3 separate regions of the Homo sapiens genome follow, and regions 2 and 3 are each linked to region 1. Evidence: chromatin loops called from intact Hi-C (ENCODE). Cell type or tissue: endothelial cell of umbilical vein. All regions are shown on one strand. Links, peaks and the distances in the headings refer to the core of each region. The heading gives the core; the rest is flanking DNA. Region 1 has its middle 31 kb from the start of CTPS1. Region 2 has its middle 13 kb from the start of CITED4. Region 3 overlaps LOC105378676 (a long non-coding RNA gene).

What was found. A loop is a pair of places that touch in the nucleus more often than their neighbours do. Peaks named below come from ENCODE experiments on the same cell type or tissue, not always from the same donor. Only the 100,000 strongest peaks of a DNase experiment are listed, where the experiment ranks them.
Region 2: a loop joins it to region 1, with 5 times the contacts of the local background. A loop is called at or near these places in 39 of 110 quality-filtered maps.
Region 3: a loop joins it to region 1, with 11 times the contacts of the local background. A loop is called at or near these places in 104 of 110 quality-filtered maps.

What each region holds. Positions count from the first base shown.
Region 1 is chr1:40,943,434-40,954,225 of GRCh38, reverse strand. No RefSeq gene overlaps it. Among named protein-coding and RNA genes, the nearest start is that of CTPS1, 31 kb to the left of the region's middle. RefSeq lists an enhancer at 8,896-9,395. In endothelial cell of umbilical vein, for the core only: a CTCF peak has its summit at 5,147 (motif pointing right); a DNase peak (open chromatin) is centred at 5,275; H3K27ac peaks cover 515 bases.
Region 2 is chr1:40,869,676-40,880,467 of GRCh38, reverse strand. No RefSeq gene overlaps it. Among named protein-coding and RNA genes, the nearest start is that of CITED4, 13 kb to the right of the region's middle. RefSeq lists a silencer at 3,826-3,997 and an enhancer at 3,946-5,145. In endothelial cell of umbilical vein, for the core only: no CTCF peak of the experiment used is centred there; DNase peaks (open chromatin) are centred at 2,537 and 4,577; H3K27ac peaks cover 3,316 bases.
Region 3 is chr1:40,845,863-40,856,654 of GRCh38, reverse strand. LOC105378676 (a long non-coding RNA gene) reads left to right here. Exons shown (of 3, transcript XR_947239.2): 2 at 7,829-7,858; 3 at 8,475-8,558. Among named protein-coding and RNA genes, the nearest start is that of CITED4, 11 kb to the left of the region's middle. RefSeq lists an enhancer at 4,567-4,656. In endothelial cell of umbilical vein, for the core only: CTCF peaks have their summits at 6,463 (motif pointing right) and 7,935 (motif pointing left); DNase peaks (open chromatin) are centred at 6,474 and 7,904.

The sequences.
Region 1 (10,792 bases), core at 2,264-7,263:
ATTTTCTTAACCACACTGCCTGAAATAGAACCACTCCATCAACTTCTATCCTTTACCCTGCTTAATTTCTCTATGCAATTTAGCACAGCTTGGCTTAACAGTATTTAATACACAGTATTTTGTTTATTGTCATTCTCTCCTACCATAATATAAGCTCAGAGGCCAGGAACTTCGTCTTGTTTTATTCTCCTCTGTATCCCCTGCACTGGAATTGATTAATGCCTGCCAGAAGAAAGGCCTTGTCCGGGTGTGGTGGCTCATGCGTATAATCCCAGCACTTTGGGAGGCCGAGGTAGACGGATCACCTGAGGTCAGGAGTTCGAGACCAGCCTGACCAACATAGAGAAACCCCGTCTCTATTAAAAATACAAAATTAGCCAGGCATGGTGGCACATGCCTGTAATCCCAGCTACTCGGGAGGCTGAGGCAGGAGAATCGCTTGAACCCTGGAGGCAGAGGTTGCAGTGAGCTGAGATCATGCAATTGCACTCCAGCCTGGGCTTGAAACTCCATCAAAAAAAAAAAAAAAAAGAAGAGGCTGGGCGCGGTGGCTCACGCCTGTAATCCCAGCACTTTGGGAGGCCGAGGCAGGTGGATCACGAGGTCAGGAGATCGAGACCATCCTGGCTAACACGGTGAAACCCCGTCTCTACTAAAAATACAAAAAAAAAAAAAAAATTAGCCGGGCGTGGTGGTGGGTGCCTGTAGTCCCAGCTGCTGGGGAGGCTGAGGCAGGAGAATGGCATGAACCCAGGAGGCGGAGCTTGCAGTGAGCCGAGATAGCGCCATTGCACTCCAGCCTGGGCGACAGAGCGAGACTCCGTCTCAAAAAAAAAAAAGAAGAAGAAGAAGAAAGGCCTCAAGTATATTTGCTGGTTGAATAAATGATTGAATATCTAAGGATCTATGCAGACTTAGGTAGTAGACAGTGGGTTTTAGCTTTGAAGAGGGAAAACAGCTTTGTAGATTCCAGCATTTATTGATACACCAAAGCTGAGTCAGGAGCCCGAAGGAGCTCATGGTCTCAAGGAGGACCCAGACCCCACTCCGCAGTGGCCTGTGCACTAGGCTATACAGACACAATGGAAGAAACAATCGCTTCTGCCTGGGAGAATCCAGGAAGGCTTCACAGAAGAGGCCACATTTGACATTAAAAAGGATCAGTTTCTCTGGAGGAGAAGGTGGGGTTGCAGTCCTGTTAGGAATAGCTTGTAAGAAGGCATAAAGTCCATGACCTGCCTGGTGTGGACAAATTAAAGAGTGCCTGAGGAGAGCCACAGGATACTGAAGGACAGAAAGCAACAGAGTCACCAGAGGACAGCCAAGGACCTTGAATGCTGAGGTTTGTCCAGAAGGCAGTGGAGAGCCAAGTGCGGGGCTTAAGCTGGGAGAAGGGCAAAGGCGAGTAGGGTCAGAGCTGGATTTTAGCAAGTTACTCCTGGTGGTGACATGGACGAGGCTGAGAGGGGAAAACCAGGGGCTGGGAGGTCGGTTGGGGTCTGCCTTGATGTCACCTAATTTCAGCTCCAGGTGCAGAGCTGAGATGTTGGCACCAGAGGGCGCTCTGACCCAGAGCACGGGCCTCCTGCCATTCCCGTTCTGCTCCCGCTGGGCACTCACCTGGCGCTCTCGGAGACAGTTCGCACCTCCAGCCGGGGCCCGACCTGTGTGCTCAGCACACAGGCCTTGGGAAATCTTCTACATTACGTCTTGTTATTTGACTTTGTCTTTCCATGTAATGGCTGAGACTGTGAGGTGCTGCTGGAGGTGCAGTGGGGGAACAAATAGGCAAGATCCCTGCTGTCCTAGACCATGTGGTCTAAGCCAGCGGTTCTCAAAGTGTGTTCCCCGGGTCAGGAGGCCTGGCATCTCCTGTGAATGAGCAGACGCACAGATTCTCGGGACCCACTGCAGACCTGCTGAATCAGACACTCTGGGGCCCGTGGCCAGCAATCTCTGTTCTAACAAGCCCCTCTGGTGATTCTGATGGTGTCAAGGGTGAGAGTTGCTGGTCTAAGAAAACACTGCACACTATAGCAAGTTCCTTCAAAGGACTGATCCAGCAAGCTGCGGAAAGGCACTGACTCAAGGGAGCCAAGGGCCAAGCATAGAAGGCTTCCTGGAGGCAGTGTCTAGGAGTCAACTAGATAAAAAAGGGAGAGAAAGTCATTCCAAAAAGACAGAACAGGCTGGGTGCAGTGGCTCACACCTGTAATCCCAGCACTTTGGAAGGCCAAGGTGGGAGGATGGCTTGAACCCAGAAGTTTGAGACCAGACTGGGCAACATGGCAAGTCCCTGACTCTTAAAAAACAAATTTTTTTTTTAATTAGCCTGGCATGGTGGCTGGCGCCTGTGGTCCCAGCTACTCTGGAGGCTAAGTTGGGAGGATTGCTTGAGCTCAGGAAGTTGAGGCTACAGTGAATCATATTCTCGCCACTGCACTCCAACCTGGGCTAACAGAGTGAGATCCTGTCTCAATCAGTTAATCAGTCAGTTCAAAAAGAGAGAACTGTGCCAAGACCCAGAAGTAGGAGAGCTTAGTCTCTTATTGAACTCCAGCTCGAAGGGACCTGACACAAGGGCTCAGCCTTTGTCCCACGAAGTTCGCTCTTGTGACTTCTAAGTATGGTCTCATGTTTTCTTCTCTTTAAATTTTTTTTTTATTGTTTTTAGTTGACCTTAAATACTCTCCTATCCAAGAGGTTTCATGTTTTAAAAGACGTTGTTATCCTGGGCAATCTAGTGAGACCCTGTCTCTATAAAAAACAAAAATTAAAAAAAAAATTAGCTGGGCGTGGTGGCTTGCACCTGTACTCCAGATACTCAGGTGAGGTGGGAGGATTGCTTGAGCTCAGGAGGTCGAGGCTGCAGCCTGGGCAACAAAGGGAGACTCCATCCCTATTTGAAAAAAGACATCGTCTTCCAAACAAGCTGCCTTAAATAATTAATCTTCATTTATTTCCTACTATTATGAATCTATCTATCTATATATATATAGCTCCTATCAGAGTTTTTGATTAGCATGAGATGTTCAGACTCCCTATTCTGCATTAATCATTATAGCAACTACCATTTGCAGAGGGCTGACTCTGGGCCAGCCTACGTGCCAAGTGCTTTACATGTGCTAGCTCATTCAATCGCCACTAGAAACCTCTGAGTGGGGTCTTATCACTCCCATTTTACTTAGGAGGAAACTGACACCCAAAAGAGACTCAGTCACTTGCTCAAAGGCACATCACTGACTGTGGTCTAACCCTGGCCTATCTTCCTGTAGAGTGGACTTGATTCAAACGTTTCCCTGTTCCTTGGGAGTGATGGAGTTCCAGCCTGAAAGAAAGATACCTGGCCCATCAGCACATACAGTTTCATCCTGAGCAAATGCTTACGCATTCTTGTTATGCATTTAGAAGTCCTAATATAGCTCATGGTACCCATTCTATCTTGAGAGTTCCCTAGGGTTCTGGGACTCCGGGTGAGAATCACTAAGCTAGTCCAGCCTTTTATCTCTCCCCCTGCCATACTCAATATACAGATAAGAACGTGGAAGCCCAAGGAGGGGCAGTGAAGTCGAGGCAGCCTTCCAGGAACCCCCTCAAAGGATCCCCTCATGTCATAAAACTAGAAAAGACCTTCCTCAGCCAGGCACAGTGGCTCACGCCTGTAATTCCAGCACTTTGGGAGACCAAGACGAGAGGATTGCTTGAGCTCAGGAGTTGAAGACCAGCCTGAGCAACATAGTGAGACCCTGTTTCTACAAAAGATTTTTTTCTTTTCTTTTCTTTTTTTTTTAAATTTCCAACATTTATTTTAAGTTCAGGGATACAGGTGCAGCATGTGCAGGTTTGTTACATAGGTAAACGTGTGCCATGGTGGTTTCCTGCACAGATCATCCCATCACTCAGGTATTAAGTCCAGCATCCATTAGCTTTTCTTCCTGATGCTCTCCCTTCTCCCACCTCCCACCCTCCGACAGGTCCTAGTGTGTGTTGTTGCCCCCCCATATGTGTCCATGTGTTAACATAATGCAGTTCCCACTTGTAAGTGAGAACATGCAGTATTTGGTTTGCTGTTTCTGCATTAGTTTGCTGAGGATAATGGCTTTGAGCTCCATCCATGTCCCTGCAAAGGACATGATCTCTCTTTTTTTTTTTTTTTTTTTTTGAGATGCAGTCTCACTTTGTCGCCCAGGCTGGAGTGCAGTGGCGCGATCTCAGCTCACTGCAACCTCTGCCTCCCAGGTTCAAGTGATTCTCCTGCCTCAGCCTCCCGAGTAGCTGGGATTACAGGTGCCCACCACTACGCCCAGCTAATTGTTTGTATTTTTAGTAGTGACGGGGTTTCACCATATTGGGTAGGCTGGTCTTGAACTCCTGATCTCATGATTCGCCTGCCTCGGCCTCCCAAAGTGCTGGGAGTAAGTGCAGACATGAGCCACCATGCCCAGCTGATCTCATTCTTTTTTATGGCTGCATAGTATTCCATGGTTCTACAAAATATTTTTTAAAAATTAGCTGGGTGTGGCAGCACACACCTGTAGTTCTAGCTACTTGGGAGGCTGGGGCAGGAGGATAGCTTGAACCCAGGAGGTAGAGGCTGCTATGAGCCGTGATTGCACTGGTACACTCCAGCCTAGGTGACAGAGCAATACCCTGTCTCAAAAAAAAAAAAGAAAAGAAAAGAAAAGAAAAGAAAAAATAAAATAAAATAAATTAAAGGAAAGAGCTCCTTGGTCCTTGCGTCATTTTCCCTATCTCCTCCCTTTGCCCTCCCTCCTTACCTCACTCCCTGGCTTCCTTCCTTCTCAAGCTTCTAGTGAGCCCCTGCTCTGTGCCAGGCCCCTGGTGCTGGGGACACAGGGACAAACAAGTACTTCTTGCCATTCTTTCCATTTCTTGTGGGCTGTAGCACAGTGCCGCACATGCTATGTTATTAAGTTATCTCCACCACAAATGCCGTTTCCACCAGATGTCATTAGTGGCAACATGATCTACAGTCTCACTCACTGGCATTGCAGGATAGAATACAGCATAGCCCGCACCCACCTCCCCACCCCTCCAACCCTACCTACCTCTGCCCTTCTTCCTAAAAAGGGCAGATGCCATTTCCATTAGCCCTGTAGGGGGCACTGTCTGCCTCCTCCCTTTTTAAAAAAGGACCAGCTGGTAGACAGACTTCGTGTATCTGCCTTTTCTCCTTCATGCTTTCCTGCCATTCATGACTCATTGCTAATCAATTTTCTCTCTTCCTTGTGCCAGTTTTATAGCCAGGCTTCGCCATCTGCCTGGTGGGCGAGTTGTGTTAGTCTGTGTTTGTGTTAATAAATTAGTTCGAGTAATATTATCTGTGCTGGCTGCTAGGAATACAGACAACAGTTAGCCCTGGTGTCTGCCCTAGGGAAGCTCACAGTATGGGGTGGGAAGGGGAGGCTGCTATTCCCGCACTCTGCGAAAGGGCTGCTGGATAGGGTAGCTTTACTGTTAAGGGTGGGACTGCACTGTATTTAGGGCATGTTTACTATGCCCCAGTGAGCCCTGGGCAACACAAGGGCCCCTTTGGCTCTCTTGGCTCTGAAAAGGAAGCCAGGAGTCTTGGTGGGAAACCTCTAATAGCCGGGGGAGGGAAACGCTGTCCGGGAGAAAACCCTATTTGTTAGCAGTCTGGGAGTCATCTGTCCTTCCAGGCCGACTTTTAGTAACCATAACATCAGTTAAAATAATTTTTTTTTTTTTTTTGACACGAAGACTTGCTCTACTGCCCAGGCTGGAGTGCAGTGGTGGGAGCTCGGTCCACTGCAACTTCTGCCTCCCGGGTTCAAGCAATTCTGCTTCAGCCTCCCGAGTAGCTGGGATTACAGGTGTGCGCAACCATGCCTAGCTAATTTTTGTATTTTTAGTAGAAATGGGGTTTCACCATGTTGGCCAGACTGGTCTCAAACTCCTGACCTCAAGTGATCCATCTGCCTTGACCTTAAAATAATTTTTAATAAAGATGATTTTTAACATTGTTACAAAAGTAGTAATGTGCTCAATGAAAAAAATTTCAGTGATAGAGAAATAAAATGAATTTCAATCTTTGCCTTCAATCTGTCTCACTGTTAACACTTTAGTATGTTAATTTCCAGGTATACATAATAGATATTATAATCATATAGCTACATATGTGTATGTGTTTTTATAATCAAATATATGTGGAAAGAGCTAGAGAGATTATTGTCTTTCTTTTTTATTTTTTTATTTTTTGAGACGGAGTTTCACTCTTGTCTCCCAGGCTGGACTCCAATGACGTGATCTCGGCTCACTGCAACCTCCGTCTCCCTGGTTCAAGCCATTCTCATGCCTCAGCCTCCCGACTAGCTGGGATTACAGGCACGTGCCACCATGCGCAGCTAATTTTTGTATTTTTAATAGAGACGGGGTTTTGCCATGTTGGCCAGGCTGGTCTTAGAACTCGTGACCTCAGGTAATCCACCCACCTTGGCCTCCCAAAGTGCTGGGATTACAGGCATGAGCCATTGCGCCTGGCCAAGAGATCATTTTCAAAATATAAATAAAAATATAATAAAATATTAGGCCGGTCGTGGTGGCTCACACCTGTAATCCCAGCACTTTGGGAGGCTGAGGAGGGTGGATCACCTGAGGTCAGGAGTTTGAGACCAGCCTAGCCAACATGGTGAAACTCCGTCAAACCCTGTCTCTACTAAAATTACAAAATATTAGCTGGGTGTGATGACACGCGCCTGTAATCCCAGCTACTTGGGAGCCTGAGGCATGAGAATTGCTTGAACCCAGGAGATGGAGGTTGCAGTGAGCTGAGATCGCACCCCTACACTCCACCCTGAAGGTTAGAGCAAGACTCTGTCTCAAAAAAAAAGTATATATATATATATATCTATATATAATATTAAACATATAAAAATACCTGTTATAACATGTTATCTATATAATAATATATCTTATAGATATACAATATACCTGTTATTCAAATTGCTTTGTCTTCCAAACGGAGAACTAATTTCCATGTTGGCAGGTGTAGATGGATCTCCCTCATTCTTTTTATCAGCTGTATAGTATGGACACACCATGAGGTACCCAATTCTCTGGTGATACTCATGCAATTCCTGTCTTTTGTTATTATAAACAATGCTGCAAAGAACCACTATATATTTCTCTTTGCTCACTTTTGCCATTATTTCAATAAAATAAATTCTCAAAGGTGGAATGGATTTGATCAAAGGGCACATAAATATAAAGTTCTGATGAAATAGATGAATTTCTTTCCAAAAATAATATTGCAATTTGCATTTGCCCCAGGAGTGATGAGATACCAACTGACACGCTCCCCAACACTGGGTGCCTTTTAATTTTTGCAGTCTGATACATGAAATATATTATCCCATTGTTGTTTTCATTTGGATTTCTGTGGAGTCAAACATCTCTTCCTGAGTTGATTGGCCATTTGAATGTCATCTTCTATAAAGTGTATTTTCCCATGTCGTTTGTCTATTTTTCTTTTCTTTTCTTTTTTTGAGACAGAGTCTCACTCTGTTGTCCAGGCTGGAGTGCAGTGGTGTGATCTTGGCTTACTGCAACTTCCTCCTCCCAGGGTCAAGTGATTCCCCTGCCTCAGCCTCCCAAGTAGCTGGGACTACAGGCACCCACCACCATGCCTGGCTAATTTTTGTATTTTTGGTAGAGACAGGGTTTTACCATGTTACCTAGGCTGGTCTTAAACTACTGACCTCAACTGAACCACCCGCCTAGGCCTCTGTAAGTGTTGGGATTACAGGTGTGAGCCACCACGCCTGATTATATTTTTCTTACTCATGGTTTTCTTCCTTCCTTTGTACTTTTTAAATATTTTAAAATAATTAATTAATTTTCTTTTTTTTGAGGCAGAGTCTCACCCTGTTGCCCAGGCTATAGTACAATGGCGTGATCTCGGCTCACTGCAACCTCCACCTCCCAGGTTCAAGTGATTCTCCTGCCTCACCCATCCAAGTAGCTGGGGTCACAGGTGTGTGCCACTACACTGGGCTCATTTTTTGTAACTTCAGTAGAGATGGGGTTTCACCATGTTGGCCAGGCTGGTCTCAAACTCCTGACCTTGTGATCTGCCCACCTTGGCCTCCCAAAGTGCTGGGATTACAAGCGTCAGCAACTGCACCCAGCCTGTACTTTTTTTTTTTAAGTTGATTTGTAGGAGGTCTTTGCATATCAGGTTATTAGCTCTCATCTGCCATGTGGAAAGCAAATCAGTATTTTTTATAATTTAGTGTTTGTCATTTGCCTTGCATATGTTTTTTCCCCCTACAGAAGTTTAAAAATATTTATGTAGTAAGATCTGTCCATCTTTTCCTTGATAACTTCTGGGATTTGTGTCATATTTTAGAAAGATTTTCTCCACTCCATGATTAGGAAAACATTCTCTGATATTTTCTTCTAGCATGTTTATGGTTTTGTTTTTTACCAATGCATACTTAATCCATCTGGAATTTATTTCAGTGCATGCAGTAAGTTAGAGATTCAGTTTGGTTTTTTTCCAGATGGCTCATCAACATGTAGTTTCCCCTTACATATGTGAAATGCCACCCTTATCATACACCAGATTTTCTTATGTGTTTAGGTCTATTTGTGAATTCAATTCCACTTTACTTCTTTGTCTTCAGTTTCTGAGCTAACACGCTTTAATTATCGTAACTTTGAACATGCTCATAATCTTTTCCAAACCTTTCTCACTATAATAGCAACAAATCTCCTGAGAAGCTGCACACCCTTTCTTTGGCTCTGTTAATGTCTCTACAATGAGGCCAAACAGTCTCCTCAAGGTGACTGTAAATCTTTCCGCCCACTTTCCTTTGTTTATTCCACACTGCGCACCTGCTCTGTGTCTTGGCTGTGTGGGATCAGGAGAGACAGAGGGAACAACACAGATGCAGACCCAGCTTTACATGCTAACTTCAGTGATTAACCCTCAAGGCCACTGCAATTTTCATGATGACAAGTTCAGGGACACTGAACTTGCTCCCAGGGACTCTCCTGGAAACCATGCCCGGATCTCATTGCTTTCGGATGCCCTCGAGCCATGGCTCAGCCAAGGCCAGTGGTAACAGAGCCAAAAGAAGTTAAATTTTAAATAAACCTGACTTCCTCTCCAACATTGTTAGAGAAACCCTGATCCAGTTCATTCCGTTCCCATTAGATAAGAAAAAGCCAAAAAAGATGCAGTCATTGGGAACTGTGGTATGCTGTGAGCTTTTGGAAATGGATTCTTTTCTTTCTTTGCTTTGCTTTGCTTTGCTTTGCTTTGCTTTGCTTTGCTTTGCTTTGCTTTGCTTGCTTTCTTCCTTCCTTCCTTTCTTTCTTTCTTTCTTTCTTTCTTTCTTTCTTTCTTTCTTTCTTTCTTTCTTACCTTTGTTTTTTCCTGGAAGGGAAGAAAATGGAAGAAAGACTCTTGAGAAGGCTAACTTGTCTGGAAATGGTCTTTGAAGCTCAGCAGTGAGAAGACAGCATATTATGGGTCTGGTCCTGTGACCTTGAGCACGTCATTGAACGTCTCTGGACCCCATTTCACAAACATTCAGGCCCAACAAATAGGCGCTGTGCCAGAAGCTTTATTTATGTACAGTCTTATTGGATGCTCAGAACATTCTTATGAGGTAGAATCATTACTCCCTGGTTTACGCACAAGAATACCAAGATTCAAAAGGGAAATAGACAGTATGCCTGAGGCCACTTATTTGGAAGGAGCAGAGCCAGCAGAGGGTGCTTCTCCCTGTTACTGGGCAGAGTAGCGGGGGTGGAGTGGGGCAGGGTTCATCACCCCTGCCAGGAATCAGGACCCACGATGAAGCTACAGCCATTAAGACAGTACGGTATCCACATAGGGACAGACACATTGACCCCTGAGAAGGAGTAGAGAGACCAGAATCAGATCCACATATATATGGTATATATATGCGGCAGGAGTGGCATATCACAGCGAAGAAAGGGAGGATGGGCCAATAAACAGAGCTGGAAAAATTACTTCACAACATAAACAAAGATCCGCACTAGATGTTTTAAGGACTTAAATTTAAAAAAATAAAACTTTAAAACTATTAGTAGAAAATATAGGTGGACTGCCTGTGGTCCCAGCTACTCAGGAGGCTGAGGTGGGAGGATCTCCTGAGCCCAGGGAGGTCGAGGCTACAGTGAGCCATGATCATACCACTGCACTCTAGTCTAGGGGATAGAGCAAGCCCCTTAAAAAAAAAAAACAAAAAACTTCTACAATTCAGTAAGAAAGAAAAATGGACACAAAAGGTATGAGCAGGAGTTTTTTGTTTGTTTGTTTGTTTGTTTTGAGATGGAGTTTTGCTCTTGTTGCCCAGGCTGGAGTGCAATGGCACAATCTCGGCTCACCACAACCTCCACCTCCCGGGTTCAAGTGATTCTCCTGCCTCAGCCTCCCGAGTAGCTGGGATTACAGGCACGCGCCACCACGCCCGGCTAAGTTTTTGTATTTTTAGTAGAGACGGGGTTTCTTCATGTTGGTCAGGCTGATCTCGAGCTCACGACCTCAGGTGATCCACCCCCCTCAGCCTCCCAAAGTGCTGGGATTACAGGCGTGAGCCACCATGGCTGGCCAAGCAGGCATTTAAGAGAAGAAGAAACACATATAGCCAGTAAGTTTAAAGAGATGTCGAACGTTGTTAGTGATCAGGAAAACACAAACCAAGGCTCGGTGAAATACCATTTTACATCCCTTCAATTTTCAACAGTTTAAAGTTTCATAATATGGAGTGTTGGAAGG
Region 2 (10,792 bases), core at 2,261-7,260, 74 kb after region 1:
TGTCACCCTCTTCCTGGATGCCCTTTCCCTTCAGCTGCTGTCCCTCATCATCACTAACATCCCCCACCCCACCCCCAGCCTCCCCACCCCACTGCTCCTTTTGTTCAGACACCTCCTCCAGCAGGGAGGCCTGCCCTGGGTCCCCGGGCAGAATTAACTGTTCCTTCCCCCATGAAGTCTGAGCAAAGTTTCTCCTTCCCAGGGCCTCTGCCTCTTATCTTTGTAGCTTGCAGGGTCTAGCTCATTGTTGGCAGCCATGAATATGGAGAAAGGAGAATCAGAAGGGAAGGGGTGGGCCTGAGTCTATGTTCCAGTTTGGGAAGTTAACAAAAGAATTCCTGCCCGCTCTGTGCCCAGGCGGTGACATTCCCTCCAGAAAGGGAGAAGGTGACAGAGGAGAGGAAGTCTGCCAGGGTAGGGTCCATTCTACGTCCTTCCAGTGTCTTCCTGCCTCACCTCTTGCCCCTGTTTTATGCCCTGAGGCTGGCTGTGAGCAGCCCATCTCCATTGGCAGGAGGCTGCTGGAATGGGGGAGTTTCCCAGACTGGGATGCACATGTGAGGACATCAACTTTGCTAGGAGCAGTGGGTCTCCTCGAGAAGTCATTTCCTTGTGTGTGAGGGGCTTGACCAGATGACCTTAAAGTCCTTCCAGAAGCAATCTTAGGATGCAGAAATGCTGAGATTTCTGGATCTTCATTTCCAGAATCTGTGATCTGAAATGGTTCTGTCCAATATGATAGCCATGAGCCACATGTGGCTACTGAGCCGTTGGTATGTGGCTAATCAAAACTGTGGTATAAGGCCGGGTGCGGTGACACATGCCTGTAATTCCAGAACTTTGGGAGGCCAAGGCGGACAGATTACCTGAGGTCAGGAGTTCGAGACCAGTCTGGCCAACACGGTGAAACCCCGTCTCTACTAAAAAACACAAAATTAGCCAGGCATGGTAATCCCACTACTTGGGAGGCTGAGGCAGCAGAATCACTTGAACTCAGGAGGCGGAGGTTGTAGTGAGCCAAGATCACACCACTGCACTCCAGCCAGGGCAACAAGAGCGAAACTCCATCTCAAAAAAAAAAATTGTGATGTAAGTAAAAAATACACGTTGAATTTCAAAGATCTAGTACAAAAACTGTGAAATCCCTCATTAATCATTTTTATATTAATTACAGGTTTCAATGATATTATTTTGGACATACTGGGTTAAATAAAATTTATTAAAATTATTTCACTTGTTTCTCTTTACTTTCTTAAGTGTGGCTACTAGAACATTCCCAATTTAATATATGACTCACATTTATATTTTTTTCTCCTTCCTTCCTTCCTTCCCTCCCTCCCTTTCCCTCCTTCTTTTCTTTTTTCTTTCTTTCTTTTTCTTTCTTTCTTCCTTCCTTCCTTCCTTCCTTCTTTCCTTTCTTTCTTTCTTTCTTTCTTCCTTCCTTCCTTCTCTCTCTCTCTCTCTCTTTCTTTCTTTCTTTCTGAGACACAGCCTAGGCTGGAGTGCAATGGTATACTTTCGACTCACTGCAACCTCCGCCTCCCAGGTTCAAATGATTCTCATCCCTCAGTGACCTGAGTAGCTGGGATTACAGGCATGTACCACCACACCCAGCTAATTTTTGTTTTTTTGTTTTGTTTTGGTTTTTTACTAGAGATAGGGTTTCGCTATATTGTCCAGGCTGGTCTCGAACTCCTGGGCTTAAGATCCGCCTGCCTCGGCATCGGAAAGTGCTAGGATTACAAGCGTGAGCCACTGCGTCTGGCCCACATTTATATTTCTATTTCTCAGCACGGTCACCCAACTAAGCCAAGACTTCCCTGGGCACCTATTAGCTTTGGGGGTGTGAGAGTATTATTCTTTTCCTAGCAGAGAAGCACCAAACCCTGATGCCTTATGAGAAAGTGCTGCTTCCTCCTCCCAAATAAAGACTACCCCAATTCTCCTCTTCTACCTTAAGGCTAGTTGCTGGGGAGGTGAGGAACAGGATTCATCTTCTCACACTATTCTCCCTCCCTCCACAAAGAAAACAGAATTCAGGCCAGGCACAGTGGCTCAGGTTTGTCTCTAATCCCAGGGTTTTGGGAAGCTATGGTGGAGGGATCACTTGAGGCCAGGAGTTTGAGTCTAGCCTGGGCAACAAAGTGAGACCCTCGTCACTACAAAAAATATAAAAATAAAAATAATAATTAGCAGGGCATGGGGGCACTCTCCTGTAGTCCCAGCCACTCTTGAGACTAAGGGGTGAGAGTCACTTGAGCCCAAAAGTTTGAGGTTATAGTGAGCTATGACCGCATCACTGCACTCCAGCCTGGGTGACAGAGGGAGACTCTGTCTCTAAAAAAATAAAATAAAAAGAGAAAACAGAATTCAGACAGGACTGGGAAATTCCTTCCCAGGCTTGGCTTCCAGCCCAGCAAGAGCCAGGCTGTCGCACCCAGAGGAAACCCCCAGCTGCCCCTTCCTGCCTGGTCCAACCCTGCCCCCAAAGTCTAAGCCATGCTGGGAGGCACCTGAGGAACTACAGGAAGCGTCCTCCCAGCTCCCCCATCCCACAGGCCCCAGCCAGGACAGCATAAGACTGGGCATTTAAGAGGGCACATGACTCTCCCCACAGGGAATTTACACACCAGCCAAGGGGGCGGGGCAAACCCACGGGGTAACTGGAGATGATCACATAAGCAGCCTCCATCTGCTGGGAAACAGCAGGCCTTTAATGAAATGTGGGTAGATGTAGGCCCTGTGTCTCCCTGCCTCACCTCCACCAATATTCTTTTCCTCATTTTGAGAAGGAAACGAAGATGGGGCACAGTGGTTAACAGCAAAGCCTCAGCACTCCTTCAGGCATAAGTTTAAACCCCAGTTCAGCTTGTTGTGTGACTTTGAGCACTAATATCCCTGACTCTGAAGAAATTCCTACCATCGAATTGAAACCCACTTTCCAGTGGTGTCCACCCACTGATCCTAGATTTGTTTTCTGAGGTGATCCAGAACCTTCCACTGCCATTGCCTAGTGAGAGTCATTTAGAGGCCTGAAGACAGTGAGATCAAGGGCCCCCAGAGGCTTACCTTCTCTGAGTTAGCATTCCAGATATTTCCTTGGAGTGCCTCCATCCTGCCCACCCCTCAATCTATTGGAACCCCCCAGGAACTCAATATGAGAGGCAGACCACTGTGGTCATTAAGTGGGTGGATTCTGGAGTCAGATAGCTGTGGTGTAAGTCCTGGCTGCACCTCTTTTTAGCTGTGTAGTCTTGGGCAAGTTACTTCACCTCTCTGTGGCTTGTTTTCAGTTTCCTCACTTCAAAACAGAGACAATAATAGCTCTGATGGGATTGTTGTATTATGAGGATGAAGTCAGTTAACACATGTTAAGCCTTAAAACAGTGCCTGGGATAGTTTTGCTCATATGTCATCTAACGTGTGTGTTGTGATGGAGTGCCCTCCCTACTCCATTACCAGTTGATTGGTCCAAGGGGAGGCTTGACCTAAGCTGGGCCAATGAGTCTTTTCCCAGGGATTTTTAGATCTGAGATGCAGAAAACAGAATCAGTTTTTCTCCATTATCTTGAAGATGCAAGCTATAAAACTCAACCTTTTTCTCTGCACCATGAAGAAAATCAATGTGCTATGAAAGAGAGGGAAGATAACGTGCAGAAAATAGGAAAGACATGAGACAGAACAAGAGAGTCCTGGTTTCAGTTGCTCCTAAATACCAGCTCGATCCCAGCTCTTCTTAAAACGTCATTGTTTGCAACAGTATTTGCTGTGTAACAAGGACTTCAAATTGTTAGGGCTTAGGGCTTAAAGCAGGAATTGTTTATTAGCTCATGATACTATATGCTGCAGTTTGGCTGGGCTCAGCTAGGTGATTCTTCTGCTCTTATCTCCTGGGTTCATTCATGTAGTTGTAGTCAGCTGATGGCTTAGCTAGAGCTGGATGGTCCAGGGTGGCCTGAAGGTGACCCAGCACTTACTGACTGTCTGCCATGTTCCAGGTCCTATGGGAATACCAGAATAGAGAAAATTAATATTTACCAAGCTCCTACTTTGTGTTAGGCCAATGATGGAAATTTTAGTTGCATTATCTCATTTAATCCTCCTAATTGCCTGGCACATAACTCTTGTTGATATCACCCCCATTTTACAGATGAGGAAACAGGTTCCAAGAGAAATAATTTGCCTAAAATTTCAAGACCCAGAGGCACAGAGTTGGAATTCAAGCACAGGATTCCTGAGTGTCTGCAGAGCTCATGCTCTTGCACTGCACCATCCTGCCCTTCCCACACCAAAGAGTAAAACTTAGCTCTACCTATTTGCATAGTGTCTCTAAAAACAAACAAACAAACAAACAAACAAAAAAACTTGGCTCTACCCTCACGCTGCTTAAACTGTGGCCAAGTGGACTGAGTGGATCCAACATCCAACGGTGTCAGATTCAATGACATTCATTCAGTAAATATTCCCCCATACCTATTTTGTACTGGGCATCATGTTAGCTATTAAAGATGAGGAAATGACTCAGACACAGGATGCAGCAGCAGCAGCAGCAGCAATGTGGAGGAGGAAATGATTAATCCTGCCTGGTTTGGGCTCAGCATTGACTCGTTTATCAACCTGACTCTTAAGGAATGGGTGACGCTGGTGAGGAAATGCAGTTCAAAGCAAACTCCCCTTTCCACAGATGTGCAAGAAGGTCTCTGAGTTCCAGTTATGTGGCAGCAATCAGAGGTCAAGGTCATCATCTGGCCAGATGCAGTGGCTCACACCTGTAATCCCAGCACTTTGGGAGGCTGAAGCAGGAGGATTGCTTGAGGTCAGGAGTTCAAAACCAGCCTGGTCAATATAGTGAGATCCTGTATCTAAAAATAATAATAATAATTTTTAAAAGAGAGAGAGAGAAAGGAAGGAGGAAAGATGAACAGGTCCCAGCCAATTACTCCACAGAGTCAGTCTCACATTGAGGCAAGAGGACCAGCCTTTTATACCCCTTACTAGTTTCTTCCCAGGACTGTCAAGGACTAGGGTGGGGGAGATGGGAAGCTTCTATTTGGCTGAGAACAATTCTCAAAAGAAGCGGGCAGCTGTGACTGTTAGTAGTCTACATCATGGCAGCTGGGAAAGGGGATCTGGACAGGGCAGCAACAGCATCCATTCTGGGGAGTCTCGGTGTACTTACATTATAAATCACACAAACAACTTTATAGGCACAAGCCAACTCATTTTTCTCTCTTTTATGTGTTTAAATGCAATATTAGAGGGCCGAGGCAGGAAAATTGCTTGAGTTTGGGAATTTGAGATCAGCCTGGACAACATAGCAAGACCTCATCTCTATTACAAAAAAAAAGAAAAAGAAAAAGAAAGAAAAGAAAGAAAAGAAAGGAAGGAAGGAAGGAAAGAAGGAAGGAAGGAAAAAAAAAAAAGCTGGATGTGGTGGGTGGCGCATGCCTGTAGTCCCAGGTACTCCAGAGGCTGAGGCAGGAGGATGGCTTGAGCCCAGAAGTTCAAGGCTGCAACTTGTGCCATTGGCATATGATTTTTCCACTTGGCATATGACTGTGCCATTACTCCAGCCTGGGTGACAGAGCAAGACCCTGTCTCAAAAAAAAAAAAAAAAAGCAATATTAAATTATACACTTTGTATATAGTGTAAATATATGCATTTTCCATATACTGCATATTACCATGTAGCATATATAAAAACATACCTATTACTATAAGGATTGAATTCACAAAAATGTAATAAGCTCCTTACTGAATTTTTTTTTTTTGAGACGGACTCTTGCTCTGTCACCCAGTGGCATGATCTTGGCTCACTGCAGCCTCCACCTCCTGGGTTCAAGCAATTCTCCTGCCTCAGCCTCCCAAGTAGCTGGGACTACAGGCACATGCCACTACACCTGGCTATTTTTTTTTTTTTTAATTTTTAGTAGAAATGGGGTTTCTCCATGTTGGCCTGGCTGGTCACCAACTCCTGACCTCAAGTGATCCACCCACCTCAGCCTCCCATAGTGCTGGGATTATAGACATGAGGCACTGCACCACCCAGCCTCCTTACTGAGTTCTTAAGGACTGCATATGACTTTTGCCTTACCTGCTGATTTTAGAACTTAATGCCCCTGCCTCCTTTACATGTGACTCCATTGCAGCTGGTTGAGCCCCTCCTGCCTTTCCTAATCTCCCTCTTCCACAGGGTCACAGGGTTTGGGGTCATGCAGGGTGACCTCCTGGCTCCAGTGGCTTACCATCCCATTCGTGACACAACCCAAACTCTTGACTTGGTGCCCCAACAATCTGACCCGTGCCTACCTGCTTGATGGTCAATGCTCAGCTCACCGCCCTCCAGCCTCAGGGCTTCCAAAAATGAATGAATGAATGAATGAATGAATGGGTTCACTGCCATGCCCTAGCAAGTCACCTCAAATCCATTCCATACTTTCCACTGGCAAAAGTTCCGTAGAAGGAGCATCCCTTTCCCGCTTGGAATGCTTCCGTTGTCCCTCCCTACCCACAGAGGCAGGCTGACAATCGCTTGCTTGAGCAGGCAAGTGTAGGGCATGAGGTTAAAAGACCCCAGTTCAAGTCCCACTCTTGCCACTTGCTAGCGAGGCAACATTAGCCAAACTAAGCCTCTCTGAACATCAATTCCTTTCTGTAAAATGGGAGAAACACCTCCTGCCATTTCTCCTTGTTGCAGTGAGATGACACAGAAAGCTCTGCACAGATGATTTTCAATGTTCTGAGTCCTGACTTTCAAGGGTCTTCACCCTTCAGGACTGATCTCTCCCTCTCTCAGCACCCATTTTTCCGGCCTCACCCAGCTACTGGTACTTCCTGAACATCACTCTGTACATTCACATCATGGTGCTTTCCCTCAAAAGCTGTGCTGTTTGTTTAGAAAGCCCATTTCCTGCCTTCTTCATCTGTCCAGATCCTGACCATCGTGAAGTTCCCCTGCCTCTGGGCTCACTTCATCTTTGATGTCTGCTCTACACCAGTGAATGTCTCCCTCACCGCACTCTGAGCCCCTTCTCTGGGTCCAAACTGCTAATCCCAACACCACACTGCACTGCTCCATCTGGACCAGGACCCGTGCTCAATGATGGGACTTCACAGTGGAGGAAGACCCCCCTCCACCTTCAAGAGGGCCACCATCTATTGGGATCAGAGAGGCTGAAAAGCACTTGACCACTTATTTGCAGGCTAGGAGAGCAGAGTGCTTAGGTACACTTGCACTGATGTCAGACATACCTGGCTTTGAATCTCAGGATGTGTGGAACACAAATCCAACTAAAATGGTTTAATTAAATAGGGAGTGCTTTTTTCAAATACTTAAGAAGACCAAGGTAGGAATCCAGGGCTGCTACAGAGTTTCCATGGCGCATGGAGGGTTCAGGCTTCAACTAGATTTCACTCTGCCATCCTTAGCATGGACCATGATTTTTCTTCTCCGTACCTGTTTTCTCATTTATGATGTGGGAATAACAGTATCTTCCTTATAGAATTGTTGTAAATATTAAATGACCAGATGTATGCAAAGAGCTTAAAACAGTACCTGGCTCTATATTAAGTGCTCTATAAGTGTTAGCTGTTATTGTTACTATTATTCTGTCCTTACGCTGAAAAAATGGCTGCTGCCTTTCTAGGCATCACATCCTCATCCCTGTCAGAAAAAGAGGAAAGGCAAAGCATAGAAAGTGAGTGCTGGCTGAAACCGTCTGTTTTTCCCTTCAATTGAGGGGAAATCTATGTAATATAAAATTAGCCATTTAAAAATGAATAATTCGGTGGCATTTAATACATTCACCATGTGTGTGCAACCACCAACTCTATCTAGTTCCAAAATTTTTTTATCATCCGTAAAGGAACGCTTGTATGCATTAAGCAGTTGCTCCCCATTCTCCCTTCCTCCCAGCACCTGGTAACCACCAGTCTGCATTCTGTCTCTGTGAGTTTACTTATTCTGGATAATCCCATTTGTTTTCAAAGAGCTTTCCAGGAAGCCCCACCCAGCCTTTTCTGCTCAGACCTCATTGGCCAGGAATGTGTCTGATTTTTGGCTGGGCAAATTGATGCCCTAAACAAAATCAGCATCTGTCATTCTACTTTTTTTTTTTTTCCCTGAGACAGAGTCTTGCTCTGTCACCCAGTCTGGGGTGCAGTGGCATGATCATGGCTCACCGTAGCCTCAACCTCCTGGGCACAAGCAATCCTCCCGCCTCAGCCTCTCAAAGCACTGGGATTACAAGTGTGATTCACCGGGCCCAGCCTAATTTACTTATTTATTATGTTTAATTATTTATCTCTCTACCATCAGAATATCAGCTCCACATGGGCAGGGAACTTTGCCTGTTTCATTTAGACACCTAGACCAGTGCCTGATTCATACTGTATCTCATTAATATGAAATGTTATCAATTTTAAAAGATTCTTGTCTCCTTTGAGACAGGGTCTGGCTGCGTTGCCCAGGCTGGAGTGCACTGGCACGATCTCATCTCACTGCAACCTCCACCTCCTGGGCTCAGGCCATCCTCCCACCTCAGCCTCCCAAGTAGCTGGGACTACAGGCGGATGCCACCATGCCCAGCTAATTTTTTAATTTTTTGTAGAGACAGCATTTTGCCATGTTGCCTAGACTGGTCTCCAACTTTTGAGCTAAAACAATCCACTCACCTTGGCCTCCCAAAATACTGGAATTACAGGGATAAGCCACCATGCCTGGCCTAAAAGATTTTTATTTTGGAAAAGTTAGTGTGAAAAAAGATTTTTGTGTCTTAGAATCAATAAAATATAGTTGTAAGTTCTCTAAGTATTAAAATGTGGAATGAGGCAAAGCACGGTGGCTCACGCCTATAATCCTAGTGCTTTGGGAGGCTGAGGCTGGAAGATTGCTGGAGCCCAGGAGATTGCATTGTGCCACTGCACTCTAGTCTGGTTGACACAGTGAGACCCTGCCTCTAAAACAAAACAAAACAAAACAAAAAATTACTTAGTGTGTTAGTCAATGATAAATGCTGAGAAGAAATAGAAAGTAGAGCAAGGTAAAGCCCATTTGGGGGATGGAAAGGAGACAGGTTACTATATTAATATACAGTTGACCAGTATTTATGGGTTTTACATCTGTGAATTCAACCAGTCTCAAATTGAAAAAAAAAAAAATTGTTTTAAATTGTGACTAGGCCAGGTGCAGTGGCTCATGCCTATAATTCCAGAACTTTGGGAAGCCAAGGTGGGAGGATCACTTGAGCCCAGGAGTTCAAGACCAGTCTGGGCAACATAGCAAGACCACGTCTCTACAAAAAAGAAAAAAGAATTAGCCAAGCATGGTGGTGCATGCCTGTAGCCCCAGCTACTCAGAAGCCTGAGGTGGGAGGATCACTTGAGCCTGGAAGGTTAAGGCTGCAGTGAGCCATGCTCATACCACTGCATTTTAAGACCCTGTCCAAAAAAAAAAAAAATTATATCTGTACAGAACATGTACAGACTTTTTCCTCTTGCCACTATTCCCTAAACAATAGAGTATAACAGCTATTTACATAGCATTTACATTGTATTCAATATTATAAGTACTCTAGAGATGATTTAAGGAATACCAAAGGATAATGCATAGGTTATATGCAAATACTATGTCATTTTATATTGAGAACTTGAGCAAATGAGGATTTTTGTATCCATGGGGAGTCTAAAACCAATCCCCCATGGATACCAAGGGACAACTATCTATTGCTGTGTAACAAATTACCCCAATACTGGGCAGTTTAAAACAACATACATTTAGTATGTCAGTTTCTGTGGGTCAGGAATCCAGGAGTAGCTTAGCTAGGTCATTCTGCCTCAGGGTTTCTCATGAGTTTGCAAACAAGATGTTGGCTGGGGCTGCAGTCATCTGAAAGCTTGACTGGGGCTGGAGGAGCTGCTTCCAAGATGGCTCACACATACAGCCATTAGCAAAAGGCCTTAATTCCTCACTGACTGATGGCAAGAAGCCTCGGTTCCTTTCATGTGGACCTCCCCAAGGGGCTGCTTGAGTATCCTCACAACATGTCAGCTAACTTTCCCCAGGGCAAGTGATTCCAGAGTGAGAGCAAGGAGGAACCCACAATATCTTTAATGACCTAGCCTTGGAAATGACACCATCACTTCTGCTGTATTCTCTTAGCTGGAAGTGAGTCACTAAGTCTATCCCACATTCAAGGAGAGGGAAATTTAAGGGAGAAGTATCAAAGAATTTGCAGACATATTTGAAAACCACTACAATTAAATAGGGTGCTCAGCATAAGAGAAAGGTAATATTGGCCAAGCAGATACGGAAGGCTCTTTCCTCTGTCTAGAATGCTCTCCTACTCACCTCCATGTCTGCTTGACCAATTCCCTCACCTCCTTTAGGTTTTTGCTCAAATATTACCTTTCTCTTATGCTGATATTGTTGGGGCTGGAGTGCATGCAGGTAAAGGGAAAGAGGAAAGTGCCCCCTGAGAGGCAACTAGCAGAGCTTCCACATGCCTGTCCTCCATCACTAGCTGTGTGGCCCTGTGGTCACTCTCCATTCTGAGTCCCAGTTTCCTCCTCTGTGTAATGGGAACGATAGTAGTAACTATTCATAGGTTTATTATGAGGATTAAATAAGACAGTATCTGTAAAGCATGCAGGCCATGTCTGGTATACTGTATTCAGTAAACATTAACTAATGTTATTCTTGTTACAATCAGATGCTGTAGCCTCAATCTTTTTAAATTTTTTTTTTAATTTTTTGAGACTGGGTCTCACTTTGTCAGCCAGGCTGGAGTGCAGT
Region 3 (10,792 bases), core at 3,483-8,482, 99 kb after region 1:
CATGTCCACCCCACCATATCCAGGGCCTGTCCCCTTCCCAGGCTGGATCTGGCCAAGGACCTGAGCCTGGGTGGGATAAGAGCAGAGTCCCAGAGCTGATCTGCCACTCTGAGGCTGTGAATTGCAGAGGAAGTTACTGGGCCTCCTTAGGCTTTGATTCCTTCTTCCATCCAATGGAGAGAATAATTCCAACATCTGAAGAATGTGTGTGCAAAGATTCACATGAGGCTGGGTTTCTGAGAGCACACTGCAAGCAGTGCAGTGCTGCCTGGCCAAAGTGGGTTTGTGGCTGAACAACCATGGCCCTTATCCTGTAGCTGGTCTGGGAAGAGGACACCTGCATATACTTTGGGGCTTGAGATCTGGCCAGCCTGGAGCATGCAACGTAGAGTCTCATGTTGAGGGCTCTAAGGAGGCACTGCTGAGCAGCTCAGCGTCTGGACGGCCCTGAGGGCTGGTGCTGATAAAAGAGTGGGATGTGGGTCAGCTTGGGGAGGACACACAGGTTGGGGGACTGGGCATGAGTAAAGGCCCAGGGCCCAAAGTGTGCCCTGATGGATAGAAGAAATAAAGGAAGCTACTCTGAGTGCAGTCCCCTCGTCTGTCAAATAGAGACACGATAAGCTTCTTGTGAGAATGAACCAAGGTGATGTTAAGTGCCTGACCCGTGAGCTGCTCAGGTGGAGCTGTGGCTGGGAAATATGACCACAGGGACGAGAAGGACAGAGCCCTGCCCCACCCAGCCTCCAAGTGCCTTCCCACCCTCAACTCCAGCCACCCCAGGCTCCTCATGCACGATGTTCCTCGTGCCGCCAAGCCTCTGTTCCTTTGCCTGTGCCATTTCCTCAGCCTGAAATGCCCTCCATAGGGCCTTTTCCACATCCAAAGGCCTATTACCTTGTGTGTCAGAGTCGCTGAGGGGTCTTTCTCCACCAGACTGTAAGGCTCACCATCGCCCCCTGTGTGGCTCAGAGGGCATTAGGAAGTGCTGGGCCAGGCATGGTGGCTCACACCTAGAATACCAGCACTTTGGGAGGCCGAGGCAGGAGGATCACTTGAGTCCAGGAAAATTTTAATACATTTTAAACTTAAAATTTCATTTTTTATTTATGAGGTGTAGTTAACTCTAAGGTTGGCAAAACAAATTTTCAAAATAATTTTTTAAAAATAAAAATAGTCTGGGCGTGGTGGCTCATGCCTATAATCCCAGCACTTTGGGAGGTCGAGGCAGGTGGACCATTTGAGGTCAGGAGTTCGAGACCAGCCTGGCCAACGTGGTGAAACCCCATCTTTACTAAAAATACAAAATTAACTGGGTGTGGTGGTGGGTGCCGGTAATCCCAGCTACTTGGGAGGCTGAGGCAGGAGAATCACTTGAACCCAGGAGGCAAAGGTTGCAGTGAGCTGAGATTGCACCATTGCACTCAAGCCTGGGCAACAAGAGCGAAACTCTGTCTTAAAATAATAAAAATAAATAAATAATAAAATAAAATAAAATATTATAATCCTATTTATATAAAAAAGAGATGTGTATTATGTATATGTATGTAACGTATGTGTAGTATAATGGAATCGTGTGTGTTTGAAAAGTCTTGTGTGGGGGTGGTCTGACTTTTTACTCTGTGCTTTCTACATTGTTTGAAAATTATTTTGTCTTAAGCGTATATTTATTTTGACCAAAAACATGTGTTTGTTTGAAACAAAACGATTGGCTCACACCCTTTCTTGGGCTAGGGCAGTCTGCTGTCTGATGTGCCCGTTTTATGGCAAAGCCCTAAGCCTGAGCTCCTCTGTGGGAAGAGGCATACAAATGAGCCCCGCTGGAGACCACCCTCTAATGGGCTGTGGAGGACTCCCTGCTCCATCCCTGGCCACACTTCTGCTTCACGGAGATACCTGGACTTGATGTTCGTGGATATCTACCCTCCGTGACTCTACAAATGAGAACAATCCCCAGACAGGTGCGGTGGCTCACACCTGTAATCCCAGAACTTTGGGAGGCTGAGGTGGATGGATTACTTGAGGTTAGGAGTTCGTGACCAGCCTGGCCAGCGTGGTGAAACCCCGTCTCTACTAAAAATATAAAAATTAGCCAGGCATGGTGGCGGGCGCCTGTAATCCCAGCTACTCGGGAGGCTGAGGCAGTAGAATCGCTTGAACCCAGAAGGCAGAGGTTGCAGTGAGCCGCGATTGCGCCATTGCACTCCAGACTGGGCAACAAGAGCGAAACTCTGTATCAAAAAAAAAAAAAAAAACAACGCCTTAGAATCTTGAGTGTCACACAGACTTCAATGGGTCCTGCGCTCAGCTCCCTATTTTAGTGGGGGGCGGGGGCGGGGGGGCGGGGTGCCATGTTGCCCAGACTGGTTTCGAACTCCTGGGCTCAAGTGATCTGCTCGCCTCAGCCTCCCAAAGTGCTAGGATTACAGGCAGGAGCCACTGCGCCCAGCCAAGCTTCTGGATTTAAACGAAGGACAGGGGTGGTCCGGCTCTCCTCAGAGACGTCTGTGGAGTGGTGCTTCTGCCCCTAATGAGACAGCAACACAGACAGACGAGCAGCAGGGCCTGAGAGACTTGGCGTCAGACCTGGGCTTGTCTCTCAGGCCCTGCTGCTAGCTTGAGTCTTTCAGGCCCTTCTGGGTTTGAATCTGGCTCCAAACTACATACATGACATTTGGCAAAGCCACTTTACCACTGTTAGCCTCTGTTTTTGTTTCTAAACTAAAATATGTTCCAATACTTACACACTCAACAGATGGGATTAAACGAGCTATTGGCTGATGTACTTAGCACGGTGCCTGGCATGCAGTAAGTTCCCAATAGCAATAGCTATTTCCAACTTGGCACAGCAGTGCTGAGTCAGCAATAGCTGTGAGTATGTCCAGAGAAGGGGTCCAGGGTGGGCAGGGAGGACTTCAAACCATGTCCCACGCAAATGGCTGAAGGACGGGGCTCTTCAGCCAGCGGAGAAAGACCCAAGGGCAGAAGTAGGCGTCTGCTATTTATGCCTTCCAGGATTTAGTCACCCTTCTCCTGATAAAAGGTTTCCCAAAAATTCCTTTGGGAAACCACCTCTCCCTCGTTTATAGCCCACGTAGCTTGGGTAAGTTTTCTTGTTCCCCTGTATGTGATTCAAAATAAAATACTGCTTAGCTGTAAAATCAGTGTAAGGAAGCCCCAAATCTTTCCATGGCTATTTTGCAATAGCAATACTTTATCTTCTTCTCCTCCTCGTCCTCCCCTTTTTCTTCTTCGCATCAAAGTCTTTCAAATTTGCAGCTAGTACCTTAAACACATGAGCTGTCTGCTTGTTAGGTCATTCAGTACTGACTCATGATATCTCACCTGACTCGCTGTCATCTAAGCTAGCGCATTATTATTCCAGGTTATAGAGAGATGAGGGAACTGTGGCTTACAGAGACGAAATGACTTGCCTGCTTCCACACAGCTAGTAATTTATTGAGTTAAAATATTTAACATAATTGGGATGGTGCCTCGCACATAGTAAGAAATATTTAAGTGTTAGCTGCTACAACAAAGAGAACAAGAAAAGTGGATTTCATTTTGTTTTGTTTGAGACAGAGCCTCACTCTGGAGTGCAGTGGCACAATCACAGCTCACTGCAGCCTTGAATTCCTTGGGCTCAAGCAATCCTCCTGTTCCCAAGTAGCTGGGACTACAGGCGCACGCCACGCCATCCAGCTAATTTTTTAATTTTTGTAAAGATGGAGTCTCACTATGTTACCCAGCCCGATCTCAAACTCTTGGGCTCAAATGATCCCCCTGCCTGGGCCTCCCAAAGTGCTGGGATTACAGGCATGAGCCACCGTACCTGGCCCAGAAAGATGTTAAAGTGGCTTGCAGAGCAGAAAAGACTTCTTTCTGATTCCACTCCGTCATTCAGACCCAGATTGCTTGCTTCCTGTTGCTCTGCTTTTCATGACTCCAACCTCGTGGGCCAAGATGTCTCCTCAAAGTCCAAGTTGGCTTTCTTTCCTTTTCTATCTTTTTCTGCAGAGCGGAATCTGGGTCATGGACATCTTTGTGTCTGGCTCTCAGGAAGGTGAGACTGAGGAGGTGAGCACACCTGGTGTTCTAAGGCCCAGTGACTCATGTCACTTTTCAGATTTTCTTGACAAGAATTTAATTACATGAGCACACTTTGCAGTAAGGAAGGCTGGGAAATACGGTTTCTAGCTGGCGACAATGTGTTCATCAGTAACTTAATTACTCTGGAAGAGGGGAAATGGATTTTGGTAGACAACCAGCAGCCTCCACCACAGCCAAGTGACAGTAATAAGTGGCTCAGTTGAGATTAGAACTCAAGTCTCCTATGCCCCAGAGTACTTGGTACAGATGGGGAAGATATCAGAGGCCTGAGTCCTACATAAAGAGAATTGTTGCCTGGGCACAGTGGCTCACGCCTGTAATCCCAGCACTTTGGGAGGCCGAGGAAGGCAGATCACCTAAGGTCAGGAGTTCGAGGCCAGCCTGGCCAACATGGTGAAACCCTGTCTCTACTAGAAATACAAAAATTAGCCGGAATGGTGGCACGTAGTCCCAGTTACTCGGGAGGCTGAGGCTCGAGAATCACTTGAACCCGGGAGGCAGAGGTTGCAGTGAGCCGAGATCGCACCACTGCACTCCAACCTGGGTGACACAGCGAGACTCTGTCTCAAAGAAAAAAAAAAAGAACTGTTTAGATTTAGTAGACCTGGTAGCAGTCATCACTATGAATACTCATCTGTGGCAACTCACTTCCCTTCTTTGAGTCTCAGTTTCCTTGTCTGTAAAATGAGGATAGTAAGGGGCCTTACCCATGAGTTGCTGCTGTGAAAACACTGACCACAGTTCATAACACATACTAGGTACTTACACAGTGGGAAGGATGGGGTAGAATTTGAACATGAGCACGTGAAAGAAGGAAATTCCAAGGGAGGTGACAATGTGTGCAAATGCCGAGTGACATGAATGAATAAGACTTTACTAGGAAAGGCAACAAGTCCGGGGTGGTTAGTGTGTAGGGTGCATGGTCAGCGGGGGAAGGGTTGTGCTCGGAGTAGGCAAGGGTCAAAGAGGGGTGACCCTTAGTGGCAGGCTGAGGAGCTTGAACTTGATTCTGTTAGTAATGGGGAGTCACAGACGACATGAGCCGAGTGGAAACAGTTGGGTTTGTGTTTTGGAAAGGTCACTCTGGCTGTGGTGAGTAGAATGGATTTGAGAGGGGCAGGTGGGAGAAATGGAGAGCGCTGAGAAAGCATGAAATGCAATGTCTAGCATACATGAATATTCTTTTGAAGAATGAATGACTCTATCTCGATTACTTAGGATTATGCACGTGGCTTTGAGTGACAGAAAAACAGTAGCTTAAATAAAAAGAACCAGGTAGGTAGTCCAGAATGGGTGTAGTTATCCATAGTGTCAGCATCTAGGCCCCACCACCTTGTTGCTTTGTCATTTGTGGGTTAGACCTCATGATCCAAAAAGGCTGCTCGAGCTACCATATCAACATTCCAGCCAGAAAAAAAGAGAAAAGAGGAGTCGTGAACTTTCTGGAAGTTTTCTGCCCCTAACTACAAAAGAGGCTCAGAAATGTAGTCTTTATTCTGGGTGGCCATATGTGTAAGCAGAATTCAGAGGTTCTGCTACTGGGAAGAAGATGGGAATGGATCCTGCAGTCACGATAATGACCCACTGATGTGGAGGCTACAGGAAAGGAGTGGAAAATGATTCCCAGGGGTGTGGCTTGGGGCACAGAGTGACTCTTCCATGAGGTGAATCCTAGCAGGAAGAGCAGGCTGTAGGGAGCAGGATAGATTAGGATGGACACATCAGGCCATCCAAGGTGGACATCTAGGAGGAAGAGGGCCAGATAAATGGGTCTGGAGCTCAGGAATTAGGTCTGGACTGACAGTAACTTTGTTTGGGGGGGTATTAGCACATCCATTGTTGCCTTGGGAATGATGATGCCCAGTGATAAAAGAATGTGGCCAAGGACAGAACCTTGGATAGAGGCCGAGAATTAGCAGCTGGGGAAGTGGGAGAGAAACAGCAGAAAGGTGTCCTGAAAGCCCAGGGAGATGTTTCCCAAAGGAGGGCGTGGTCAGGGGTTCCTAATGCTGCTGAAAAGTCAGGTAAAGTGAGGACTAAAAAGAGGCTGTTCAATTGGGCAATCAGAAAGTCAAAATGACTTTGCCAGAGCAATTCCAGGGGAGTGGAGAGGCAGGAGACAGGATGCCATGGTCAGTGGGAAATGGGAAAAGAGGAAGTCAGGTCAACAAAGGTAGATGAATTGTTTAAAGGATCTTTTTGGACCTCAGTGTTTCCATGGGTCAAGTGACCCATGTCTGGGGCTTCTTTGCTGCGCTTTTTAGTGGACTTAAAAGCATTGAAAAGGCCTCTACAGTTGGGTTCGGCCTGGACGGCGCCTGCTTGAGATGGGATGCAACACCCATCTTTTCTCGGCAGGTGGCAGCACCACACCAAGTGACACCACCTGGACACCTCGACCAACACGAAATCCACATTGCACATCAGTGCATTTTCAGAGAAATGAAGCTTAGATCCCCAAACACCAAAGCGTTGGGTGGTGGTTGTTGCTGTTGTTGTCATTTTGGATGGAAGCCTTGAGTAGAGAAAACTGAATGGAACTTTCTGTTCAAGTCCTGGCTCTGTCACTTACTGGCTGTGCAACCTTCAGCAAGCCCTCTCACACATGCAAGCCTGCTTCCTGGTTGGCAAATCGGGCATGAGAACAAACCCAAAACCACCTCATGGTGTCACAGTGAGTCTGTAACAAAGTGCGCTTGTGTCGGATGTTCCTGTGGACAGACTCAGGGCTGGGGTGGGCAAGCGGGGATGGGCTCAGAAGCAGAGGGAAGGGACCAGACCCGCACAGCCATGGGGAGGGGGTGCCTGTGGTCTTTACAAAGGCTGCACACAACAGTACTGCTGGAGTCAGGAAAGTTGGGTTCGGATTTTGCAGGTGAGGGAACCAAGGCTCCCATATGACTCTCCACAGTCATACCCCTCAAACAGGCAAAGCAGAGGCACCAAAACCAAACTTCAGAAGAAGAATTTGATGCATAATATTTTTGAAAAAAAAAAAAAGGCTCAGAATTGCAGCATGGGAAAAATCTGAACTTCGTGGAACTTCTTTCCCATTGTTGTGTGGTTTCGTATTGTTTGCTGCCCTTCACTCCCCTGGTCCCTGTTTAATGCCCACGTTCTGAGAGCACCCCTGTATCTGCTCCTTCCCCCTAAGATGACATGGGGGAGGTTAAGGATGTGAGGGGAGGAGAGGAGGAAGCCATCCAGCCATCTGGAGGTCGAGAGACTCGGGCTCAGCTCTGGGCTCTGCCTTGGCTTACTAGGCCTCAGTTTTCCCAGCTGCAAAATGAGGCTATGGGACCAGTGGTCCCTTGGGAGCCTTGGCAGCTCTGACTTTTTATGAAGGCTTTGGATTCCCCTTGAGCTTCCCTGACCATCTCTCTGAAAGACGCCCCCTGCAACACAGTCACTATTCCATTTCCATTTTATTTTCTTCACGGCACTTATCACCCCATGAAATTATCGTGTTTTTTTTGTTTGTTTTCTGTCTAGACAGTAATCTACTATCTACTCTATGTGAGCAGGGACTTTGTGAGTGAGCTGCTAGGACCTTGGCACCTAAAATAGTGCTTGGCATGTACTAGAAATGAACAAACAATTGTAGAATAAGTGAATGAAGGGCAGAGAACACAGCCCCTTACTCTCTGAGACAAGTCCTGGAGTCCCCTTCTGTCAACTGCTCAGTTCTACCACCCCTATTTCTCTCTCTCTCTTTCAGATGTGCTGAACCTAACTAAAGCACCTTCAGGTGAGGTGTCCTGCCCTCAAAGTCCAGTCTGTTTTCCTGGCTCCAGACAACTCCAAGCCAAGGTCTTTACTGACGCCTTGTGGCCGTGGGGACACACAACAGGGACTGGGTGTATTCTCACTGGGAGATGATCAATCCCAGGTGGCTCTGCTTCCCTCCCTTCCAGCCAGCATATACGAATCACCTGTGTGCCCAGCCTTGCTTTGGGGAGAGTGATGACCCCAGCAGATGCATATCTTTTCTTTTTTAGAGACAGGGTCTCACTCTGTCACCTAGGCTGGAGTGCAGTGGCGCGATCATAGCTCACTACAACCTTGAACTCCTGGTATCAAGTGATTCACCCTCCTTGGCCTCCCAAAGTGTTGAGGTTTAAAGGTGTGGGCCACCGTGAACTGGCCACAGATGTGTTTCTTGTCCTCCAGGAGCTGAAGTCACACCAGGGGAAGGAGCAAGATTGTGGGGTCCAGGAGAGGATTTAGGGGAAGTCTGGCAGGGGCGAGTGGGAAGTAAGGGCAGACCCCATCCGAGTTCTGGGCAGGCGGGGCAGCTTGGGTCTCAGGCCTCAGATCCTTCTGCCAGGGTATCTGTTTGACAGCAGTCTTCCCACCTCTTCCAGGAAATCCTTCACATCTCCCACTCATTTTAGAGCCTGTTTGGGAAAAAAAGAAAGAGAAGAGGATATGCCTCATGCCCAGAGAAGCCATTTGGGACAAAAACAAAGATGTTGAAGGAGGATTTTTAAAATCCTCTGTGATGTATAATGTAAGTCTTCTATGACATTGCTTCCAGTAAAATCCACCTTACTAGCTGTCTTAACCAGGTCTTGCCGTGATAATGCCATGAAGAAAACAAACCCCCAATCTCAGTGTCCTACAAAATCAATGATTATTTCACACTCCTAAGTCTCCAAGTCAACTGCAGTTCAGCTGATGCTGGCTGGGCCAGGCTGGACTCTTGAATTCAGTCTAGGTCAGGTCTGCTCCACATGCCTGCATCCGGACCCAGGATGAAGAAACAACGGCTATCCGAGGCTCTCGAGGTGGAAGAACTTTGCCATGACTGTATGGCTTCCGCTTGAAAAAAAGCATACTGTCCTTCCTACCTGCCTTCGATTGGCCAAAATAAATCCCATGGCCAAGCCCAAAGTCAGGGGGTTGGTAGAGTGGATGCTATGGGGTTCCACCCAGATCCACCCTTCAGAGCCTGCTGGGAATCTTCTGCTGGCTCACAACTGTGTCACTCATTGGGAATTGCCCTTGGCCACAGGGAACTGCCTCACCCACAGTCATGGCCATGATTGGCTAATGATTGGCTGATGGTTTCCTTTGAAGGAAAACAAAGGCCTGCCTTCTTCCTTCAGTTTAGCACAACTCTTCGGGGATAGATGAGCTCTAGGGCTCCTGAGGATCAGCAGCTACCTCAGTTGCTATCGCATAGTAGATCAACCTCTCCTTCTGTCTAATCCTACCTCCTACCTTCCTTATAGATGAATCTCCTGAGCACACTCCCCTAAAAACCTTCTGCACACCACTCTCTGTCTCGGAATTGGTTTCCAGGAAACCTGCTGTAAGACAGATAGGCAAGTACACACCATGCAAGGGTAACCATGGCAATGGCAAGGAAGGAAGGAAGACTTTCAGACAAAGAATACAATCGACTACAATAGTTACATAAAGGATACATCACAGAGACAGATCTATTTTGCCTGCAGCAAAATGCTAGGCACATGCTCAATGTGTATGTAAGGGGAGAATTGAGGCCACCTCTGGGAGGTTCCCATTTTTTATTGCACTGATTATATTTTGTATATTAGGATTCCAAATAGGTTATGCTGTAGCAAAGGTTCCTGGGCCTTCAAAAAAGGGTTTTCAAATCACTTGGTTCCATGATGTCTATAGCTCTGTTCAGCTCTGCCAGTTGGGATGGGGCAAACCCGAGTGATTCTCAGATCCTGTGCATTTACAGCAGAAAATGCGTCAGGTTGGTGGGTGAAATCCCTGTTGCAGGTGTCATTGGCTGAATTGCATCCCTCCAAAATTCATATGCTGAAGTTCTAACCCTCAGTTCCTCAAAATGTGACTGCATTTGGAGATAGGGCCTTTAAAGAGGTAATCAAGTTAAAATGGGTTTTTTAGGGTGAGCTCTAATCCAATATTACTGGTATCCTTATAAGAAGAGGCGATAAATACATCAACAAGCAAAAACCAACCCCATTAAAAAGTGAGCAAAGGATAGGAACAGACAATTCTCAAAAGAAGATATACAAGTGGCCAAAAAACATGAAAAAATGTTCAGCATCAATCATCACTAATCATCAGAGAAATGCAAACGTAAACTACAATGAGATATCATCTCACACTAGTCAGAATGGCTATTATTAAAAAGTCAAAAAATAACAGATGTTGGCGGGGTTACAGAGGAAAGGGAATGATTATACATTCTTGGTGAGAATGTAAATTAGTTAAGCAATTTGGAGAGTTCTCAGAGAACTAAATATAAAACTACCATTCCACTCAGCAATCTCATGACTAGATATATACCCAAAGGAAAATAAATCATTCTACCAAAAAAACACATGCAACTGTATGTTCATTGTAGCACTCTTCACAATAGCAAAGACATGGAATCAACCTAGGTATCCATCAATGGTGGACTGGATAAAGAAAATGTGGTGCGTATATACCATGGAATACTATGCAGCCATAAAAAGAAGGAAATCATGTCCTTTGCAGCAACTTGAGCAGCTGGAGGTTATTATCCTAAGCAAACTAATGCAGAAACAGAAAGCCAAATACTGCATGTTCTCACTTATAAATGGGAACTAAACATTAGTTACACATGGACATAAAGATGGCAACAATTGACACTGCAGACCACAAGAAGGGAGAGGGAGGGAGGGGATCAAGGGTTGAAAAATGACCTGTTGGGTACTGT